Linked DNA regions of Homo sapiens: region 1 is linked to region 2. A link is a contact called in ENCODE Hi-C or POLR2A ChIA-PET data. All regions are on one chromosome and are shown on one strand. Each heading gives the region's core, a stretch centred on a gene start or an enhancer-like site at or near the end of the contact. The rest is flanking DNA. Distances are from core to core; before and after follow the strand shown.

Region 1 (7,452 bases), core at 2,864-5,363, 68 kb after region 2:
CGGAGAAACCAAAACTCGTGGCACTCAAGAGCTTGTTCACTCTTCTCTTCTCCAAACCCTCTGGTGTCCAAGTGAGTTTGGACTAAGTGGGAGGCCAGATTCATTGGCACACAAGTGGCAGCACGGTGAATGGGGGGCTGTGCTGTGTTCTTCAGGCTCAACCTTCCAGAAGACAATGCGTGCCTGTCTCCTCTGCTGCATTCCTTGTCCCATGTCTTTTGTTTGAACAAAAGAGGATTGGATAATGAGTTTCTTTTTTATTTCCATCCTTATTTTCTATGGACATGAAGCTTGAAAGCCAGTCTCCTTGGGTCTCTATCTCTCTACCTATCCTACTACCCCTTACCTTAGAGTAAAGGTTCTGAATGTAAAATAAAGTTATTGGGGAGATTTTAAAATTCTGATGCCCAGGCTGTATCCCAAATCAAATTCATGGTTGGATTTTACTATACAGTAAGGAATGCTTTGATACCATTTTGAATGTAGATGGCTCAGTGGCTTTCTTTGGCTTTCTCCAAGTCCTGCTCAATCCTCCTGAGATGCCCCGAGAATACTGGCCTCCTGAGCAACAGTGGCAGGATCTCAGGAGAGAGAGGGCAGCTGTGGGCTGTGTCTTTTCATGAGTATGCAATAGTCACCTTTGTTTATTATTTCCCCACCCTGGAGACAAATGTGTTGCTCTTTCTGTGTGAGTGTGTGTGTGAGTGTGTTTGTGTGTGTGTGTGTGTGTGTCTGTGTGTATGTGTTTGGAAGGGGTAAGAGCAGTGTAACCACAGCTCCCATCCCCATGCTGCAAGGTAGAGGGAGGAGGGGTGGCTCACACGTGAGTGGGAGCACGGCTTGCGGCAGTCTCGGTAACCGGAGGGGGCGGGCATGCTCTAAGGGAGCAACTTGGAGGAGTTCCTGTGGTCCCAAACACCCATCCATCTCTGCTTGAGTTCCTTCCCAGTTTTAGGTGTCATATGAGTGCTTATATCAGTATAACTCACATCAGCCTTAGTGCCATGGACAGTCCCTAAAGTGAACATCAATTTCTCTGTCACCTGCCGTATTTTGGGTGTACCCTAGGGGCACTTAGCACACCCGGCCAGGAGGCTCAAGCCCATGCCTGTGGATGGCACACATAGAGAATGGACTCTGTTGCTCTTGAAAAGGATTGTTAAAAAATCAAGTTAGCATCTTGTTTGTCAACGTTAAGACAGTTGATGTTTCAGAATAATTGACAAGCATGGAAATCCACTGGAAACAGGAATGTTATTAGGGCCACTGTGTTTGTGAGTGTTCGGATGTGAATTAAACCAATCCATTACACTTGTTTGATGTTCATTGGGGCTGCAATATTTTTATGCAGAACCCGTGAAAGGAGACACAGTTCAGTGGTGTTTATGAGTGACCTTGTCTTGTCCTCTGAATTATGGACAGGCAGCTCAGAACATCAGCAGCTGGAGCTAACAACTGTGCTGTGTTTTCTTCATATTCCGTATTCCTGAGATGCTGCTGCCATCTCGGGCTTAGATTTTGCAGTAGAGAACATGAATGCGGCTTTTCAAATCAGAAATATTTATAGAACGAGGTCCTGATTTAACAACGCTGAAGCGCTGGTCCTGGAAATAATAACACAAGTCAGGAAAGAGAACCTCTCTCCCTATAAAACATCCCTCCAGTGCTTGCTTTCGAGGGGACTTCTTTGTGAAAAATTAATGTTTCCCAGTTTGATCAGAAGGGTTTTAAACTGAAGGTAGGGGGTGGTGGAGTAAAATGCCAGGTGAGCCTATGACACTGACAGGCAGTGCCTGGTTAGGTGCAGTGATGTAGCTAACCCACCCTGGGGGAGTTCCGCTGGCCATTCCACTTCCAGAGGGGAGGTGCTTGATTCTCCATTCCTTGACGTACAAGGAACCCTGAGGAAGGTGTGGACAGGATGTCCCAGAACAAGTGAAGCCAGTCTCTGTGTCCAGCTGGGTCCTCTTTCTGGCCCTGACACAGATGCCCCCATGATGCCCGCCCTCTGCAGGCTCAAGTCCGCCCATGTGCTCGGCCACCACCTGGCCTGCAAGTCTATCCTGGGATGCTGAGGGGGCAGCTCTGGCATCCGACACCCTGGAACCCAGGACATGGATCCCATTTTCTCTCCAAACCCAGGCTATGTTTACATCTTCAAAACACATAAGGCCGACTGTCCCTTCTTTCCTGAAAAATGGAGCTTCATCTCCACTCCTCTGGGCTATATGTCTCCTGGAGTCTCAGAGTCCTTGGGGCTTGGGGGCATTGTGTTCAGAGCTTTGGACATGATTCACAGTATAATCCTAAGGACAAAGTTTTTCTGGCAACCTCATGCTAAAACATGAGAAAACAACAACACAACAACAACAACAAAACAACAACAACATCCCAGCTCGCTCTCATTTAAAATCATTCCCCAGGTCAAATCTCCAGCAAACATCCCTCTAGAGAAGTGAGAATAACATAGTCAAAATGCCCAGGAACCTCAGCAGATGCAGCTGCCAATAAAGTTAAAGTAAATGTAGGCACCGTGAATAGATGTCTAGCATTCCAAATAGAGGTGGTGAGAGTTTGCCTGGCCCTGGCCATACTGCCCTCGAAGACAGCTTAGTGCTGGCAGCATGTTCCGAGAGAAGCACTGACAGAGAAAGACAGAGGAGCATGGAAGAGGATGGGAGAGTGGCTCATGTTCTGGCCTAGAGAAGCAAAGATTCGTAGAGAGGGGAGGAAGAGAATACAGTAACTGTATTGCAACATTTATTAATAATAATAACGACCACATTTTTAACATCTGCTACACCTTAGGCCGTTGGAACATACTAACTCATTTTAATCCTCACAGCAACCCCATGAGGTGGATATCTTTATTCCTATTATACAGATGATGAAACTGAGGCTTGAAGAGAGCGGTTCAGTGACTCGCCCAAACTCACATGCTTAGTGTGGGAAAGTTAAGATTTTGCCACATCCAAGTCCTTTTAGATCCAAGGCCGTGTTCCTTTTTGTAAGCCTCCCTGGTGTGTGGAAGGGAGTACACTTTCTCCGTGAGATGCCAGATAACTGAAAGAGAACTACAGGGAAGATGTCAGAGGAACGAGATTCCACGCAACCTGATAAAGAACTTGCTCATGGTCAGAGTTGTCCAGAGATGGGATGAACAAGCCCAGCTGGGGCTGCATTTCCATCCCTCGGAGGTCTCAGGCAGAGGCTGAGGTACTAAGGTTGAGGGTACTGTGGTGGGTATTTAATACTAAGAGTCCCTCTTAATACTTTCTGTTTTATTACTCTAAAGTAAACTTCCCCAGCACACAGCTCAAAGAGAAGGCCAGTGTAATATGCTGGTTCAATATCCGACGACTTTGAAATAATTCGAGGGCTAACTGGCTCATCTAGTGTGATTTAAGCTCGTAGTTTCCCATTCATGTATGTACTCACTTCTTCAAAAAACACCTTTCGGAGTGCCTCCTTCGTGCCAGGCTCTGCAGATATAGCTGTGAATAACAGATAGTCCCTGTGCAAGGAATCTATAGATGGGAATGGGGAGAGACAGGCAGACAGGTGATTTTCATTCTGTGTGTAAATATAATTAGGAAAGTACAGGATGCTATGGGACACCGAATCCAACTTTGCGGGACAGGGGAAGAAGCCTTAGGAGCTGGCGAGGCGAGGGGGTGAAGAGGAGAAGGAGGTCTGGGCACTGGAAGCGGCACACGTGGAAACGGTAAAGGCCGACGCCGGTTCAGAGCCGCAACCGCGACAGCCCCGTCGTCCACCTCAGGTGCCGGCGCCCCCTGCTGGTGCGCGGAGATGCGCGGAGACCGCAAGGCCCGGGGGCGTGGCCTCCCCTGCGCCGGCGCGTGTGCCCGGGCCCTCCGCGGGGCGCCGGCGTCTGCGCCAAGGCACGTTCTCCTGCTGCTCCAGAACTGCCACCTTCCAAGTCCTGAAGGAGGCCGTTTTCCTGTCATTTGCACCTGGCCGGAGCCATTCTGGATGTTTTAAGGAAACGAGAAAACCATTCTTTCCTCTTACCGGATGATGTGCGATGTCATTTGGAAACAAAGAAGGGCTCTGTTTCTTGGAGCCCCTGGGTTCTGTCTGCAAGAGGGGCAGTCATGAGGCTTGCAAGGCAGGGAGTGGGTAGGATGGTGCTACAAGCGGCCGGGAGGTGATGGGGTGCAGGGAAATAGACATTTCCATTTCTTCCTCCTCCCTTCTTTTCTCCCCAGAATCTCCTGTGCGAACCTCTTCTGTGCAGACACCTTCCCACCCAACCTCAACAGAGCCCTGTGGGCCTCCCACGCTGTGTAAGTGCGCGGACTCATCTGAGTGCCACTAGGGGACACAGCCCAGATTCAAGCTGGGATCCCCATAATATGTGCACCTGCAGCCAGGTGTGCCTATAGAACCACAAATGCGACAGGTGAGGGGATCATCTTATTATTTTCCTACTTCCGAGGCAGGACGGTACTTAAACCATCTCAGACAGATGGTTAACTGTCCTATTTTAAAATATCTCTGGGGAGGACGATTTCACAATTCCCTGTGGCTGTCTGTTCTAGTATTTAATCATGTTCATTACCAGCGAGTTCTTCTTTATGCCGGATCTAAATCTCCACCGTTGTGATTTAAGTCTTTTTCCTTGAGGGTAGACGCTGTGGCTCTTCTGCTTCAGGGGAGGAGAGGATTCTGGTGCTAATTTTGCGGTCTTGTGAATAAGTTATCTCTTGTAACACCTTCTTTGGGGTTTATTTTCTTTACTGGTAAATGGGGTTGGAGGGTGAGTTAGGGATGGTTCCCAAGGACTTCTCAAATGTCATAGCTTTTAGACAAGTGCTGCATTGGTATCGTGTGCAATTCAATACTTAGTGGAAATAATAACGCTTTGTTGCATTGAAAAGCGTGTAGCTGAAATCTGAAATGATGCCACGTAGACCTAGTCCAGAAAGCCATCTATCCCTTAGTGTCTGAGTGGGCCGTGGGAAGGAATGAGCAGTGGAGTGGGCTGGGCCACTCACAGCTGGACCTTCCAGAAGTCACTTCAGGGTAGGCGCTCTGATCATCTATTGCACAGAAAAGGGGAATCAGGCTTTGTGGGTGCTGCCCCAGCCTCTAGCTCTGGAGAGCTCAGAAATGAACACCCAGCAGAGGGCAGTTGTATGGGACAGTGGATTTTCATCCTCCCTCCCCTTTCCTATCTTTTTTTTTGAGACAGAGTCTTGCTTTGTCACACAGGCTGTAGGTGCGATGTTGGCTCACTGCAACCTCTGCCTCTCGGGTTCAAGAGATTCTCCTGCCTCAGCCTCCCCAGTAGCTGCGATTACAGGCATGCGCCACCACGCCCGGCTAATTTTTGTCTTTTTAGTAGAGACAGGGTTTCACCATGTTGGTCAGGCTGGCCTTGAACCCCTGACCTTGTGATCTGCCCTCTTCGGCCTCCCAAAGTGCTGGGATTACAGGCATGAGCCACGGCGCCCAGCCTCCCCTTTCCTATCTTTAAAAAGCAAATGCCCTAGGAAGGGTTATACCTTAAGTCATTATCAGGTAACCCTTTAGTGACCAGATGAGGAAATGGGCTACAGAGTAGCTGCTTAGTCTTGACACTGGAGGGGTTAGCACAGGAGGATTCGGGGTACCCTGGGAGGAAGGTTTGCTAACAGCAAAACAAAGGCTCCACACCAGCGGCAAGAGACCAAGTTCACTCATTTCCCCTTGTTTTCAAAACCTTCTTGTCTGCTTACTTTGCTATGTATGTCCTTAGGAGCTGGTTCTTGCTCCAGGTGGCATGAGTTACCTTGCTTTAGGGGGCAGTTTTTAGGCAGGATTCATTCTAGGCAAAGTTCCACCAGCCAAAGCTCTCTGAGCATCCTGCCTCATCTATACATAGGAGTAAACAGAGCTTCAGCCAACGACTGGATCACATCATGAGACGGAGTAATCTGCTATTTACTTGTATTCTCTTACCTCCTCAAGTTGTTTGAGACAGAAATAAAGACTTCCTTGTTTGGTAGGCATGGGAGGAATTTTAATCTTCTGCACATGTAAATGTGAGATTGTAGGATTTCTCTTGCCTTTATTACTGGTATCATCAAACACTGCATTGGGCTCACTGTCCGCTAACAGCAATTCTTGTATTATTATTTCAGAGTTAGCTGTGAGTTAAAGTATCTTCGGGCCCCACTTGGTCTTGAAATTGTTAAAAGGCATTGGGTACACCAAAAATGTCCTTGGGCCTCTGAAGGGGAGAAAAGGGTCAGAATGGTCCCAACTCAGATGCAAGTCTCCTGGGAAGGGACGTGTTCCCCACTTTGTGCAGGTCAGGCAGGGGTGCACTGCAGAACTGGTTTCCACCATCGTACCAGTCATGGAAGGGTTTCCATCAGCTCAGGATTGTAATTGTGTCCCACTGGAGGAACAGCACGAAGTTCTGAAGATACTTGTGCCTTCTATATAACCCTCACTTCTCAGAGCATGGTCTGGGGTAGAGCAGCATCAGCCTCACCTGGAAGCTTATAAGAAATCCAGAATCTCAGGCTCTACCCAGATCTACTGAATCAGAATCTGTATTTTAAAAATAACCCCAGGGGATTCTTATGCACATTTAAGTTTGAGGCCCCCTGGTCTAGCCCACTGGAAAACAGAGTCCTTCTTGGTGGATTTCGAGTGTATTGTTCTAGGCAACGTTGTAAAGCAGGTGAGGCTTCTCTTCGGGACCACCGACTCTATTTTCAATATTCTTTTCTCTCATTAAAGCTTCCTTTTCTCTGCATTTCCCTTCACTCCCTCCCAAAAGCACCCAGACAAAACCCTACTGACGAAGACTGTGCACTCAACATAGCCCAGGTCCCTGACATACTGGAGAAAAGAGACATGATTAAATAATTCCTATGAAGCTGTTAGTGACTTAGGATTTGCAGGGTTCTTTCTCATATGGATATTGCACTCTAAAATAGGGTACTTAATGAATCACTGTTTAACCTAAAGATTATATTTCCTTTCATAGAATTCGAGTCACGGTGGCACTCTGACAGAGATTGCAGATATCTGGGGATAGGGTGACTTTTATAATCACTAATAGGATGCTATGTGGGTGACTACTTAATCCGACTATGTAACAGACTGGACCCCCAAGCTTTGGGTGACCCCCAAAACTTCCCAGCTCAGTAAGCCCTCATTATTGCTCACAGACACTGAATTCTTAGTGCTGCTTCTCAGATACTTCTTTCTTATCTTTATTATTTTGCTATGTTTGGCCACTTAAGATACAGAGTCCAGTTTTCAAAATAAGGAATGGATTTTAGGAGAGTTTTTGATAAGTCAAAGAAACATAAAAGAAGAGAATTGTTGAGATATGATTCAGGAACTATTTCTGGAGATAGCTGAACCCATGCTTAATAGGGTGCTAGTTTTGCCGGGCAGCTTTGACATGTGACAACTGTTTCTCCTTTTAAT
Region 2 (6,786 bases), core at 450-2,949:
TATATGAAGGCTACTGATTTCTCAGGCTATTTTTTAACCCACTTAAAGGCAAACAGTTTTCTTCAGCTTATAAAAAATCTATATTACAAATAAAGATTTTTTATTTGTAATATAATTTTGTTTGGTGGAAGGAACAGCATCCACAGTACCTAGTCTTGCTAAACAAGAATATTCCCACTGCGGAACTGAAGTGTGTATGTATCACAAGGAAGGGCAAACACTCACCTTTGTGTATTCGTCTTTGGCCTTGATGAGCATTCGTAAAATGTCTACTTCTTTGCCCTCTCCTGAATTGAGGATCACTGGGGAAATTCCTGCTCCAGTTCCCTGATGGGCTTTCAACTGTTCATACTGAGTTAGGCTAGAAAAACAGAGGGGAAAATCCACACAAGAAAAGCCAATTCAACACAAACAATGTTTAAAACCATCCCAATTCTCACCTAGTTGTTTTCATCCTGTTACAACCATATTAGAAATAAGCTTGCTTAGGAATTTAAAGGAGAAAAATGAGAGTTGAGGTCCTGAATTCACTGACTACACAAATGAATCTAGGATAGGGGTCAGCAAATCTGTGGGCCAAGTCCAGCCCACCACCTGTTTTTTGTAAAGAAAGTCACAAACACAGCCAAGCTCAACACAGCCATGCTCCTTTGTTTACATGTTGTTTATGGCTGCTTTCACATTACAAGGGCAGAATTCTATAGTCGGAACACAAATCCTATGGACTGCAAAGCCTAAAATACTCACTCTCTGGTCCCTTTGAGAAGAGTTTGCCAACTCCTCACACAGTGCATTCTAAAGGATGCTCTCATTAGTTGCTAAGGAAACCCAATTTAGAGTTCTGAAATACTGAGGAAAGAACCCCCTACTTTACAGACTGCCTTGAAGTCAAGGCAAGGTTGATTCTGGCAACTCAAATCCTGCAGCTCTCTGGCAGTTTCAAAACATGGTAAAGATTCCATTCTAACTCGGAGAAGAGGGGCCATTTAAAAAACCACTTAGAGCAACGAGGAGTTCTTCTGTTGCCTGGAAAACAATACAAAGATAGACCAGATTGCTCCTATATGCTGCTAGGTGATGTCGAGGAAAATATACTTTCCCTTTATGTGCTGTAACTTTCAGCTCACATTCTTATTATTGCCATGAAGTTTACGGTAACAAAGATCTGAGTACTTACTGAGAGACTTAATTCTAACTGGGGAGGGGGTCGGAATCCACACAATCAGCTGCTTATTGCTAGTAAATAATCAATTTCCTGCCCGAGCTGTTAGGTAATTACTGCAGAATGCTGACAATTATAACATGGCCTCTTGGCTGAGCTACAGGGTATTTTTTAATCTGTATGAAATCCTGTTATTATTATCCACTGCACAATTTACAGTAACATGAATGTTCTAGGAACTAGTTGTTATGGTGGTAAATACCAGTTTGAATACACTTAATCACCATCTGCACCTTGAGCTAGTTACCTAAAATTAGCTACCTCTAGCTAGACTTTCAGGAATCTATCTCATCTCTTAAAAGGTGCTCCCTGTTTTTCATTTCCGTGAGGTCACTTTCTAGTCATTTCATTGCCCCAGGATTTAAAAGTGGGGACTGATTCTTTTGCACACAGAGCTACAGTGTCATACCCATGTGGCAGCAGCCATCCTATGTGCTTGGCTGAGTCCAGTCCCAGGCTGTGACACAGCACGTGCAGGAAACTCATCTCACTCTGAGACTCTTCCCATCCCCATAAATGGCAGGGAAATAACTGCCTCACAGTGAGCAGCCCTGGGCTCAAAAATTGATCAGTCAACCAACTGCAGAGCAGAGAACAAGCCCTCCTCTTTCAACGCAATCAGGGAAGCCAAGAGTGGGAAAGTCAGACAGCAATTTTAAAGTTGCCCAAAATGCAGAATGGGACAAATCACAAGGTATCATAAGATTAAAAGAAAGAGACCAGTAACAAGGAAGAGAGAGACAGTCGACTGATCACTAAGCTAATAGTAACTCAGCAATTTCTAAGGAGACAGAAAATAAAGACTACCTTAACTCAGTGTCTGAGACATGGGAGGAAATTCTGAGCTCCCACAAACATGTATACACAGTTAAAGGAAAGCATCTGGGGGATGAAGGAAATGAAAGATTTTACAGAATCGGGAGCAGACTTTTAGGATGGCTCTGAATGTTCTTTTTACCAACAGGCATATTGATAACTTTTCAAAGCAAAAAATTGCTAATTTACATATGAAAATATTAAAGAAAACTGCCATCTGGAACAATTCATATATATTTCACACACAGGAAAAAATGAATCATTCTAGATGATAAATATTATGCAGTGAAACTGCGGCAAGTTGTTCTTACGTCTAATTTTCATTTATTAATTAATACTAAATGTCTGCCTAACCAGTGAAAAGGACTGCTATGGGAGATATATTCTGTTAAGACTGTAGTATAGTTACACACACTTAGAAATACAAACAAAAGCACCAGGTCCTGAAAAATATTTAGCCTTTTAGTACTTACTTTTTCATAAGCTCTGCAATTCTTTGGCATTCTTCCTTATCATAAAACCAAATTCCATAGATGGACACTGCAAAAAACACACATCAAACAAATTATGAGCATCTTCAAAACTACAAAATAGAAAAAAATCTCCTTTCCATCTTAAATACATAATAATCTATGTGTTAAATTGATTTATTCAATAATTATTGAATAAATAAAAGCAATCATTGGGGTTAAAGCTTAAAAATACAGCATCAAGCCAGGCACAGTGGCTCACACTTGTAATCCCAGTACTTTGGGATCACTTGAGGTCAAGTGTTCAAGACCAGCCTGGCCAACATGGTGAAACCCCATCTCTACTAAAAATACAAAAAAAATTAGCCAGGCCTGGTGGCGGGCGTCCATAATCCCAGCTACTCGGGATGCAGAGGCAGGAGAATCGCTTGAACCTGGGAGGTGGAGGTTGCTGTGAGCCAGGATCGCGCCATTGGACGCCAGCCTGGATGAAAAGAGGGAAACTCTGTCTCAAAAAAAAAAAAAAAAGCATCAAAATTTAAGTCCACAGAGAAATCCGTGGTGGTTTTGTGCAAAGACGCGCACCCACACACATTGAAGAAACTGTGCTCCGCGTGAAAACATGGCACCTGAACACAACAGGCACTCGGCAAAATCCTCTGAAGCAAATGAATACAGACGGAAAATGAAATCACAATTTCTATACTTCCTGGCTGCGAGATAGCATTGTTTCTACACTCCATTTGCACATTTCATAAACACATTTCATGTTTATTTTTAAATATTCAGAAACCTGATACTCAAATTATGCCTAGAAGCCTCCCTCCCCTTCTCCTTCTCTCAGGAACATGTTAACTGAGAAAGTGGCTTTGTAAGCTGTAAGTTAGGGAGAGGCCACTGGAAAAAATAAAATTTAATAATAAACTTCTGGCTTCAAAATGGTACAGAAAATGTATAACTGCTGAAAGATTAGATATGACTATGATTTCCTCATTTAGTAATGAAAGAAACTGTGACATAATATACCTGCTATTGATTCATTCAATAATGTTCAAATAAGTTGTATACTTTAGTATGTGCCTATCTATATCATTTTTATAGCAAAGGCTGAAGCAGCTCCAGAAGACATTTATAAATATCTAGTTGAGGATCTGATGGCATTAATCATCTAAGTAATGCATTAACTACACACACATTTAAAACATCTTCACTGAAAACAGCAGCAATATTACGATAGGGCAATGAAAACCAACAAAACATGTTTTTACAAGGGAAAAAAGACTTTAAATTCAAACTTTCTAAACACGTAATTATATTAATAGTATTTTGCTGTTAAAACAGCTATGATATTCTAACTACATCTTTTTTCCCCTCTTACCTGACCAATGTCTGGGCATGGAATTTCTGCTTCTTGTCAGTAATGATTCATATATCAAAAGGTACAAGAAATGTCTTTATAGTGCTATTTTAAGCAGGTATCTTAAAGAGGAACCTATGAATCTGAATTACTCACTTGCCAAAAGGTGGCAATAGGGCTTTAAACTTTGGTTTTGCAATTATCAGTGTACCAGAAATCTTTTATCTTACCTACCTGCACGTGAAGTGGGGGGGAAGTAGGGGAAAAAATCCCAGCTTTTCCTTGAACAGGACCATTTTACTCTCTTAGATGGAAATACATACACATTTTCCTCCTTGGTACACTGACTTTTTTTTTTTTTTTTTTTTAAGAACGTCTGAGTTCTGAAGCCCATGTGCTATGAGAGCTTTTACATCAAAACAAAATTCTTTCATCTCAAGATCATTGAATGTGTATCTTGAAACTTCATATTCAAGGTTGCTTCCAGTCCATCAACAATAATTCCCTACTCTAATTCCCTACACAGATTCCTACACTAACCTGCATACCCTCACGTTCTTGAAGTCAAAGCAGATTGGATCACTGACGTTCAACCACTTAATAAATCTGAGTATGTTTGCGTGTCTTGGTGACTTTAACCTTAGTTACAAAACTAGGAGCCTGGCCTATTTTTTTGGTTATAGTGTAAGTTTTCTTTCCTTGAAGACTGACTTTTCCAAAACTATCAAAGGAGAAAGATGGCAGTAAGGGAGAAAAACAGAGCATAACTCAGAAACACGAGGCCCAATGGCAGAGGAAAAAATGGCCGTTGTTGTCTCATGAATAGGCTCTATTAATAAGAATATTCTGGGTATCTTTCGTTTGATGTTATACATTTGCGGCATTTGACATAAGGAATTAGGCTTTCGTAAGGGTGGGATGCCAAGAAAACTGTTGATACAAATAGAAAAGCAGTTTGACAGTGTCATCACCATGAGATAACTGAAATGCAGATTTAGGGAGCGAAAATGCTACGGAACATCTTTCAAATGTCAAAGCAAAATGAAGGAAAGATTGAGTTTGCAGTAATTATTTAAGACATCGTGAAGACTTCTTTAGGACCCAACCATTTATCTCCAAAGCAACATGGCTTTAAAAATTAAAATGAGATCATTTTGAGATAACTCTTTTGATCCCAGTTTAGTCTGGACAGAAAATTTAAATAGCCAAAGGGGAAAAAAAAACCATTAACCAAGAGTTCTGGCTACCGAAAAGAGGCACCAAGATAAAATGCAGAACTGGGCCTAACTTTCTTCTCCCTAAAATAGTTTTGCAACTTGAGTGCATTCCCCTGGGAAAGAGGCTGTGAATTCCATGGAAGTATGCATTCCAAGTTTCCTGCCTCTTAGCCCTAAGGTCTACCAACCCCTGGACAAACCTATCACTCTTCCACACAAGAGGGTCTATCAAAGCAGTCTGTGGAGATATATAAAAACCAGAGATCACCATGCCTTAGGGAGGTGATGAGCTGACAGGCTGACAGAAACCATGAAGTTCACATTTCAATCCAAGTTTTCCCGTAAAGCCACTGGCTGAGAGGCCCATCCCTACATAGGCAGGGAGCAGAGCAGGGAAGACGAAAATACAAGGTTGAAAAGAATCAAGTAAGAAGGTGTTTTGTTTTGTTTTTTAGAATTCTAAAACTTAAAAGGAATTTTACTGTAACTTAAACTTGCAGCGATACGATACGGCCATGTCAACTTTTGTGGCACTGAAATGTTACTGCAGGAATAGCTTCTGGGTTTTAAAAAATTATAAGAGATCATGAGCAGGATAATTATTTAGCTTTAAAAATCAACCAATTAATATACATCTGGAAATTCACAATGCTTCGAGCCTTTGTTCAGCCTGGTACGCCTGCATACCAGCCGCTTCCCAGCCACCTGTCTGCCAACACGGAGGTCAAGTTTAAGGGTACTTTGGTGCATGAAGCTCAACTCAACTATTTCTACATCTCTCCTGGAGGTAAGAAACCCTAAAGTGAAATAAAGAGTAGGAAGAACATGTTGAAATTTACTCTAAATATCCTAATGATACCTAGAATGTGACTTCCTCACTCTAAGAACTCATCTCTCCATATTTAATCAGGATTTACCACACACCGTTGTAAAATTTTGCCTGTAACTGCACTATCCTGGTTTATGCCGTTCTTTGGAAATTCTCAATTGAAAAAAAGTGATGTTTGAGGCAACAGGCAATGCAATACTGCCTTTACATAATGAAACACCAATCTTTTACTTTCCTTTTAACTCCGTCAGTAAGATCAAGGAGATCAAAATTTCCATATAGACTTCATGTCTGGATTTTTTAGGTCCACAAAGACAAGGCAGAGAGCAAGCTGATTATATTCAGTAGTGGTATTTTCTTTTTAAATTTCTTCAGTGGAAAAACCAAAAGCTGGTCAAATTTTAAGAGGCTAGTTAAGGGGCCATTAAAGGCAGTGTCATGTCAGCGTCATTCAAATGTACATTTTCATTTGTAACCCTTTGATTCTTATTAGCATGGTGCATTAGTTCATTTTGCATGTTCTTTGGGGATTTGCCTTATCTCATTTATGTTCCTAATAAATATTTCTGTTTGATCTGTTCTTTTAAGATATTTATAATTTGTTTTATATTTTTACCCAAATACCATACAACTCCAAATCATGAATGATAGCTTGTAATCGTCTAATGAGGACATGTGATAATGTTTGTGTAAATTTTTAAAAGAAGATATATATCCATTCAATTAGGAAGTGGATGATAAACACATAATTACATGGGTAAAATTTAAATAGGCAGGACATCTGATTTGGTAATGTTCTTTCTAATATAACTTCACTAATTCCTCTCAAAAAGACAGGGAAATATGTTTTTCTTAGCATTCAGCAAGGAAGGCAT

What was found. Hi-C counts contacts between places; a loop is a spot of excess contacts on that map. ChIA-PET counts read pairs that join two places held with the same protein, here RNA polymerase II (POLR2A). Pooled maps may share reads with other maps.
Region 1: a loop to region 2 is called in a map of heart left ventricle, with 2.8 times the contacts of the local background. The contact joins two enhancer-like sites. A Hi-C loop is called at or near these places in 25 of 168 maps with a recorded cell type or tissue (G401, Right ventricle myocardium inferior, Right ventricle myocardium superior and 11 more) and 24 of 50 pooled maps. POLR2A ChIA-PET finds 5 or more read pairs at or near these places in 3 of 52 experiments (CD8-positive, alpha-beta memory T cell, T-cell and activated T-cell).

Annotation. Positions count from the first base shown.
Region 1 is chr12:2,031,283-2,038,734 of GRCh38, forward strand. It overlaps a transcript of CACNA1C not described here. Among named protein-coding and RNA genes, the nearest start is that of CACNA1C-IT2, 13 kb to the right of the region's middle. RefSeq lists a silencer at 3,660-3,949. Within about 2 kb of position 4,114, at least 4 of the 41 ENCODE cell types and tissues checked have a DNase peak (open chromatin) inside an H3K27ac peak, as active enhancers do; they include uterus, where a contact is called at or near this core.
Region 2 is chr12:1,965,333-1,972,118 of GRCh38, forward strand. It overlaps DCP1B (decapping mRNA 1B), which reads right to left. Exons shown (of 9, transcript NM_152640.5): 4 at 2,512-2,578; 5 at 226-361. It also overlaps a transcript of CACNA1C not described here. Among named protein-coding and RNA genes, the nearest start is that of LINC00940, 32 kb to the left of the region's middle. Within about 2 kb of position 1,700, at least 2 of the 41 ENCODE cell types and tissues checked have a DNase peak (open chromatin) inside an H3K27ac peak, as active enhancers do; they include uterus, where a contact is called at or near this core.